Regions from separate parts of the Homo sapiens genome. Here region 2 is linked to region 1. Evidence: chromatin contacts called from ENCODE Hi-C or POLR2A ChIA-PET data. All regions are on one chromosome and are shown on one strand. The core of a region is the stretch at or near the end of the contact, and the rest is flanking DNA. Distances in the headings are between cores, read along the strand shown.

What was found. A loop is a pair of places that touch in the nucleus more often than their neighbours do. ChIA-PET counts read pairs that join two places held with the same protein, here RNA polymerase II (POLR2A). Pooled maps may share reads with other maps.
Region 2: a loop to region 1 is called in a pooled map, with 12 times the contacts of the local background. The contact joins two enhancer-like sites. A Hi-C loop is called at or near these places in 1 of 37 single-sample maps with no recorded cell type and 14 of 50 pooled maps. POLR2A ChIA-PET finds 5 or more read pairs at or near these places in 3 of 52 experiments (A673, B cell and HepG2).

Annotation. Positions count from the first base shown.
Region 1 is chr7:66,031,759-66,035,943 of GRCh38, forward strand. All of the region lies in intron 2 of LOC105375336 (a long non-coding RNA gene), which reads right to left. Among named protein-coding and RNA genes, the nearest start is that of ASL, 42 kb to the right of the region's middle. Within about 2 kb of position 1,918, at least 3 of the 41 ENCODE cell types and tissues checked have a DNase peak (open chromatin) inside an H3K27ac peak, as active enhancers do.
Region 2 is chr7:66,556,824-66,561,008 of GRCh38, forward strand. It overlaps the pseudogene RABGEF1P1 and the pseudogene SAPCD2P3. Among named protein-coding and RNA genes, the nearest start is that of LINC03011, 65 kb to the left of the region's middle. RefSeq lists enhancers at 693-1,508, 1,509-2,324 and silencers at 904-1,013, 2,351-2,583. Within about 2 kb of position 2,153, at least 2 of the 41 ENCODE cell types and tissues checked have a DNase peak (open chromatin) inside an H3K27ac peak, as active enhancers do.

The DNA of each region.
Region 1 (4,185 bases), core at 668-3,167:
GTGGCGGGCGCCTGTAGTCCCAGCTACTCAGGAGGCTGAGGCAGGAGGATGGCATAAACCCAGGAGGCGGAGTTTGCAGTGAGCAAAGATCACGCCACTGCACTCCAGCCTGGGCGACAGAGCGAGACTCCGTCTTAATAATAATAATAATAATAATAATAATTCCTGTCAAGTTGGGGGCCAGGCACGGTGGCTCACACCTGTAATCCCAGCACTTTGGGAGGCCGAAGCAGGCGGATCATGAGGTCAGGAAATCAAGACCATCCTGGCTATCATGGTGAAACCCCGTTTCTACAATCAATCAATCAATCAATCAATAAAATACAAAAAAAAATCAGCCGGGCGTGGTGGCAGGTGCCTGTAGTCCCAGCTACTCGGGAGGCTGAGGCAGGAGAATGGCATGAACCGGGGAGGCAGAGCTTGCAGTGAGCCGAGATCGCGACACTGCACTCCAGCCTGGGCAACACAGAGAGACTCTGTCTCAAAAAAAAAAAAAAAAAAAAAGAATTCCTGTCAAGATGTAGTAGTCCGCTTTTAGAATTTGGGGACTACCACCTAAAACTGAAACTGAGAAATGTCTTAAGTCCAACATGGTTTAGCTAGCTGTGGGCAATTTCAGAGCAGACTTGGGAACAAAGTGCTGTCCCATCCAACAGCCATGTCCTCTCCCCATTATTATCTGCCTCCCATCAGCTATTGACATCTTGGGCAGCCACGTCCTCCTGCTGAATCAACAGAAATGGCCCACTTAACACCAATGTCACCACTGGGAATTCCAGCCATGGGCAAGTATCCTGCCAAATATCCACCATGCTCCCAGGGTGTTCACCACCTACGTCAACTCAACAGGTACAGTCAGGGTGGCAAGCAGTGGCCAAAAGCCTGGTTCCCTGTGTAACAGTTAATCCAGGCAATATGCCATCTTTCCTGAGTGAAGAAACAACAATGTGATGTATATTAAATCACAATCGATCCACTCTACAATAGCATATCAGAAAGCATTGTTTTCAGCAGTCTGCAGGCAGTGGAGTATGACAAAGAATATAGTTTTGAAATCAGATTTGGGTTCACATTCTAGCTCTGCCATTTATATGCTGTGAGAGTTTTAGTTAATTACTCCCTAAGTTTTCCTTCTAAACTAAAAATGGGATGAAACTAGTATCTAAAAGTGTGGCCTGGATTTCAATCCAGCTCTTGCATTCTTTGGCTATGTGAATCTGGGCAAGTTACTTAATCTCATTATGCTTAAATTTCCTATCTATCAAATGGCAATTATAGTATCAACCTTGTAAGACTGTTCACAGGGTTCACTGGAAACATGTAAAATACCCGGAACATATTAAGTGCTCAATAAGCACCAACGTTATCATTACTACTACCTGTGCAACTACCACTACCACCAGCTCCTCCTACCTCATCAAACTGTTATGATGAAGTGAGACAACAAATTTTAAAAGTTTAGCACAGTTCTTGGTACTTGTATTAACATCTCCATAATGGAAGGTTATTATTTTTAAAAGATATTATCTCAGTTAATTGTCATTAAAAACCCTATGATGTAGAAGCTATTCGTATGATTCCTACTCTATAGACAGGAAGCCAAGGTTCAGAAATTAAATAACTTGCTCAAGGTCACACAGTAAGAAGTCTAAATAAAGTGGAAGGCAACTATGGAGTTGTGGGAAATGAGACTGGACTGGATGAATGGAAACTGGTAATGCAGAATCCTGAAAAATCAGGTAGAGGGGTCTGTGCTTGACATATTGTGCAACAGAGACCCCTGTATGTCTTAAACCAGGAGTGCAGTGAGATGATGCAAATGATGACCCAAGATTTCAAAAGCATGGGCCAAACAGATAGTTGATTTCCCAGTCAATAAATAAAGCAAAACCAACAGTGGTTCACACAGGGCTCAACCTAGGCCTTAGGTCATCAGCACAGTGATGTCAGCACTGTAATCAAATCAGCTCTGTGAAGCTTACCAAATGCTACCAGTGATTCAAGCTACGATTTCACAAAAGTGCTGCTTTGCCCAAATGACCACAAACACACTGAAGTCACAAAGAGTATCATATTTGAAAGGAATCTAACACAGGAAAGACAATGCATAATTAGTGCATGTGACAGAGCTCATTTAAAATTGAAAATGACAAATCAAACCACATGTCATCTTTGCCTGCTTAATCAGGAAATCAGCCCACTGGCTTCCTCCTATCTTTGCTTGAAATTGAGTTATAACTCCCTGTGCTCTCCAAAATATGAGGCGTTAAGACATCCCTTCCTGGAATAGTTAACTGGAGAAAAAATATGAATATTGTTTCTCTTCAGGACCAACGGATCCATCCCAGGTGCACCGTTACAATTTCATTTCCAAATCATTGCCCCTTCTCTGTCATTCAGAATATTGCACGCTCTGCGAAAATTTGTCCTTGGCCATTCCAAGTTACTATGCCACTGAAAAAGTCAATACTGTAATGTAAGAATCCAAAGAACATTCTTTGCCTCTTCTAGAACAAATATAAAGGAGGAAAACTCTCTTTCACATAAGTTTTAATGAATCTGTGTTTTGGGATCAAGAGAACAATCGATGTTTACACAGGTACTGCATTTTGCAGACTCTGGCTGACAGAAACTGATTTATTCATTGATTTTCTTTTATCAGCAAGATAATTGTTTTTAACCCAGCTAAATACTCTGACAAAATGCCAATGTATGCTAGGCCCTTCTTTATTTAACAAAAGGTCAAGAGGTACCTTATCTACCTTTTTATGAAGTCCTAAACGGGCTGTATGTGTTGTGGAATTTTTTTTTAAGGCAGTTTTTACCCTTGAGAAGTTACTGTAACCACACTAAATGACAGGTTGTTGGCAACAGGATATGGTGAAACCAGACAGACATCAACTTAATCAAGTTATCCAATTTCACAGCACCAATAATGATGTGATGCATGAGAAAGACATCCCTCAGAGCAATCCAGCCCCAAGATGTTTAATTCAAATCTATCCATGAGGATATAATCAGAGAATTCCAAATTGAGGAACAGTCTTCAAAACAACTGGGTTAGATTTAGACTCTTCAAATATCAATGTCATTTGTCACAGTGCCAATGTCACAAAAAGAAGCTAAGTAAACTTCCAGAGGAAAGGAAATTAAAGAAACATGACAACTAAATGCAATGTGTAGTTCTTCACTGGATCCTGAATTGGGAGGAAAAAGAACACTATTAGGACAACTGAAGGAATGTGAGTTTACATTGCATCTTTTTTTTTTTTTTTTTTTTTGAGACAAAGTCTGGCTCTGTTGCCCAGGCTGGAGTGCAATGGCACGATCTCGGCTCACTGCAACCTCCGCCTCCCAGGTTGAACCAATTCTCCCACCTCAGCCTCCCAAGTAGCTGGGACTACAGGAATGCACCACCACACCTGGCTAATTTTTGTATTTTCAGTAGAGATGGGGTTTCATCACGTTGGCCAGACTGCTCTCCAACTCCTGACCTCAAGTGATCCGCCCGTCTCAGCTCCCAAAGTGCTGGGATTACAGGCATGAGCCACCGCACCTGGCCTACATTGTATCTTAATAATAGTAGATATATCAGCGCTAAGTTTCCTGAGTGTGATAAGGCGACTGTAGCTACATAGAATGCCCTTTTCCAAGAAGGGGTGAAATGATCTGCTGTCTACAACTCTCTAATGGTTCAGTAAAGTAAGTGTGTGCACCTGTGTATGGAGAGAAAGCTCATGCCTGTGCAAAAGAAATAAGGGAATTCCAGGCACGGTGGCTCACACCTGTCATCCCAGCTATTCCGAAGGCTGAGAAAGGAGGATCGCTTCAGCCCGGAGTTTAGATCCAGCCTGGGCTCAAGTGTCTCTAATTAAAAAAAAAAAAAAAGAAAGAAAGAAAGCCAACCTGGCCAACATAGTGAAACTCTGTATCTACTAAAAATACACAAAATTAGCTGGGTGTGGTGGCAGGCGCCCGTAATCTCAGCTACGCAGGAGGCTGAGGCAGGAGAATCACTTGAACCTGGGAGGTGGAGGTTGCAGTGAGCCAAGATGGCAACACTGCACTCCAGCCCAGGCGACAGTGTGAGACTCCCTCTCAAAAAAAAAAAAAAAAAAAAAAAGAAGGGAAGGGGGAAGGGGGAAGGGTAGCAAATACCCAAATCAAAATGTTAACAAGTGGTGA
Region 2 (4,185 bases), core at 903-3,402, 530 kb after region 1:
AGGGAAGTCGGAGGCTCACCATCACCAGCGGCGTGGACTGCGGCCTGCTGAAGCAGATGAAGGAGCTGGAGCAGGAGAAGGTGGTGCTGCTGCAGGGTTTGGAGATGATGGCGGGGTCGCGACTGGTACCAGCAGCGGCTGCAACCAGTGCAGGACCGCCAGTGCCGCCTGGGCCAGAGCAGAGCCAGCGCCGACTTTGGGCCTGCGGGGAGCCCCCACCCACTGGGGCGGCTACTGCCTAAGGTACAGGAGGTGGCCCGGTGCGTGGGGGAGTTGCTGGCTGCGGCCGGTGCCAGCCGGGCCCTACCTACGTCCTCCTCCGGGCCCCTCTGCCCTGCCCTGACGTTCACCTCCTTCCCGGGGTGGCAGCAGCAGACTATCCTTATGCTGAAGGAGCAGAACCGACGCCTCACCCAGGAGGTGACCGAGAAGAGTGGGCGCGTCATGCAGCTGGAGCAGAAGTCGGCGCTCATAATGAAGCAGCTGTTTGAGGCCCAGGCCCTCAGCCAGCAGGACGGGGAGGCCTCTGGACTCCACCTTCATCTAGCCCGTTTGGGCTGGGCGGAACCCCAGGGCAGTTCTGTCACTCAGCCCTTCGAGGGCGGACGCCCTGTCTCACCCAACGTCTCTGGCTGGAGACCCCCTGCAGCCCAGGCAGTCCCGGAGTGGGCGCCTTCCTGCCCCACTTGCCATCCAGGCTTCCCAGGTCCGCCCCCAGCTGGTCCCCGCACCGAGCCCTTGACTCGGTTTTGGCTCCTGGTGCTGACATGGGCTGGGGCTCTCTTGAGTCTGCATGGTCCGCAATTGCTACTGCCGCTGTCAGGAACAGTGGGGGACTCCCTGTTTCCAGCGGTGCTGCTCTGGGTCCCATCTCCAGGGAAAGGCAATGCTCACGCCGGGCTGCACTTCCGACAATGGCCAGTAGAGGGGGGCCGGGCAGCTCTGATGCGGCGCTGAGGCTGCGCCCGAGACCAGGGGTGCAAGGACAGCTTCCTCCCCTCAACCAGGGCACCAGGACAGGTGGCTGTCACTAGGACAGGGGCAGATGGAGGGGGTGGGGATGGCCTCTAAGCAGGGGGTGCCCGCCTGGCAGGGGAGCCCCAGGAATGGTGGTCGGACTTCGGGTCCCGGCCAAGGCAGAGAGAATGGCTGCAGCAGATTGCGGGGTGGGGGGGGCCAGGCAGGTGAGAGCTTAGCCTGCATATGCCTCCCGCAGACCCCGGTGTGATGGCCTTCCTCACCCTGGCCAGGACGCTGTCCCCTGTTGAGTCCCACAGAACAACCTGTGAGCCTGGCTCCCCAGGAGGGGGTTCAGCCCAGGCCCCCAGGCACATCGTAGGCAGAGCCTGCCCCCCCACCCCAACTCAGGATTCCCAAGGTCTGGGGTCCTGCTCACTCCCCACCCCCGTTTCCTCCCACACTCAGCCTGACCCCAGGTTTCAGCGGGGAGAGGCCACTTCCCTCAGCCAAGGAAAACGAGAACCCCCAGAGTACAAGAGGAGGCTGGGGCAGGTCCCCTTGAGTGTCACTCCCTGCACCCCCTGCCTAGGCCCACTCCCGCTGGTGCTGGGGTTTGCACTGGTGGAGGGGGCCCCTGCTCAGCCCATCCTGGAGGGTCCCAGTGCCACCAGAGCTAGGGGCATGGCAACATCAAGGATGGTCCAGGGCCCCCCGATGCAGGATCAGTGTGTGGGGTGCAGGGCCCCCCAATGCGGGGTCAGTGTGTGGGGGGCGCAGGGACCCCTCGTGCCCAGGGCACTTTGGGGCACTGTCCCACAAGGCAACCCTGTCTCAGAGGAGGGGTCCTGGCAGACAGCACGGCAACTCCTTTCCAGAACCCAGCTCCACGCTAACCTGCCCACAGCAACCCCTCAGAGCCACATCCCCTGCTGCATCTGGCCTGCAGGGGTGTCCCAGGACACGCCCAAACCAGCCCAGCGTGCAACTGCCCTCCTACCCTGAGGATGGGAGTGAGCTTTCCAGGGGACATAAGGACGCCAGGCCTGGATCTTCTGGGCAGGAAAGGGAGTGGGTCCTGAAGGACTGTGCCCCACAGCCCTAGCACCACAGCCCCAGCACCAGGTGGACTGCAGCGCAGTGGGTTGGCCAGCGGCAGCCCGGGAGAAGCCGCCACCCCCGTCAGCAGGCTGGAGACAGCCCATTAGGGCCTCAATCACGTCTACCTTTGAGGGTGCCTGCCATGCCCTGGGAGATCCTGGCATCTTTACAGGACTGGAAGCAGGAGACAGAAGAGTGTCTGCCCCGGGCTGGCAGACGGTTTGAATGGTGAGTAAGACAGGGTTTTATTGAGTGAAAAGGAAGAAAAGGGGGAAAGAAGGACTCTCACAAGGCCAGAGTCTCTGCTACAGTGCTTCCTGCCAGCAGCTAGAATCCCAGGTTCTACACAGAAAGAAGAGGGGCCAGGCTCCTCCCTGCTACAAAAGACTGCGCCACTTCCCGAAGCTCCACCCCAGTGCACAGGCCGGTTGGAGTTTTTCCGGGGGGCTCCACCCCAGTGTACAGGCCGGTTGGGGTTTTTCCCAGGACCCCTTCCCACCTAGCAGTCTCACCATGACCAGCTCATTCTTTTTGCTATATCTACATATTCTTAAATAGATTTAATGCATGTTTTGATAATTTACATGTTTTGTGGACATTTCTATTTATCTAACCCACTGAATCCTTTTTGGTAGCTTTGTAACATTCCATTATATTAACTGACTTATTTGACTCTCTACCACTGTGCATTTGGGTTGCTTCCCCTCTTTTCACTGTTGTGCACTGCAGCTATAAATAATTTTGTAAGGACTATCTTCTTTTGGGTTACTTCTCTGCGATACATTTCCAAAAGTGGTATTAACCGCTTAATAAGAATAAATAGGTCGGGCGCGGTGGCTCGCAACTGTAATCCCAGCACTTTGGGAGGCTGAGGCGGGTGGATCATGAGGTCAGGAGATCGAGACCATCCTGGCTAACACAGTGAAACCCCGTCTCTACTAAAAACACAAAAAATTAGCCAGGCGTGGTGGCGGGCGCCTGTAGTCCCAGCTACTCCGGAGGCTGAGGCAGGAGAATGGTGTGAACCTGGGAGGTGGAGCTTGCGGTGTGCCGAGATCGCACCACTGCATTCCAGCCTGGGTGACAGAGCGAGACTCTATCTCAAAAAACAAAAAAAAACAAAAAACAAAAAAGAATCAATGTTATAGCACTAAGTGTCTATTGCTAGCCACACTCCTCAGAAACTCGGTGCACACTGTCATTAACCACGTGTACGCGCTTATTTCCCTATGGCCCTTACAACATTGGGCTTGATAATTTTCATTTCGTTTTACTGATTTTATAGGTGTAATATATGTATTTATTCCTCACTTTCTGCCAAAGAATATTTAAAGTCTATTTAAAAGATAAATGCAATTCAGCATAACAGACTAGAAAATAAAAAGAATAACAACTGTAATACCAATGCTCTGGGAGGATGAGGGAGAATATCGATTGAGCCTAGGAACTCGAGACCAGCCTGGGCAACATAGTGAGACCCCATCTCTAGTAAATATAGATAGATAGGCATTAAACAATTTTTTAAAAATTATAAACAATAGGCCAGGCACGGTGGCTCACCCTGTAATCCCAGCACTTTGGGAGGCTGAGGCAGGCAGATCACCTGAGGTCAGGAGTTCGTAGACCAGCCTGGCCAACATGGTGAAACTCTGTCTCTACTAAAAATACAAAAATTAGCCAGGCATGGTGGCACGTACCTGTAATCCCAGCTATTGGGAGGCTGAGGCAGGAGAATCACTTGAACCCAATAGGTGGAGGTTGCAGTGAGCCGAGATCGCGCCATTGCACTCCAGCCTGGGGGACAAGAGAGAGACTTTGTCTCAAAAAATAATAATAATTTAATAAGTAAACAAAAACAAACAAACAAAAGAAACATGGAGAAACCCCACAGGCAGAGCCACAGATGACAAGACAGAAATGTTTTCCTGGAAGATGTCTAAATTAGTCAAGAGTCAGCCCATACATCTATCTGTCTCTAACTAAACTTTTTAGCAATCATCACTAAGATGAAAACAGTTACATAACTCAGGGTTCAAAAGATGAAAGCAAACCAATCCTTCAGGTGAAATTCTGACACCAAAATCAAAAATTTCTCCCAAGGGTTCTCATAAGGATGTCACGATAGAA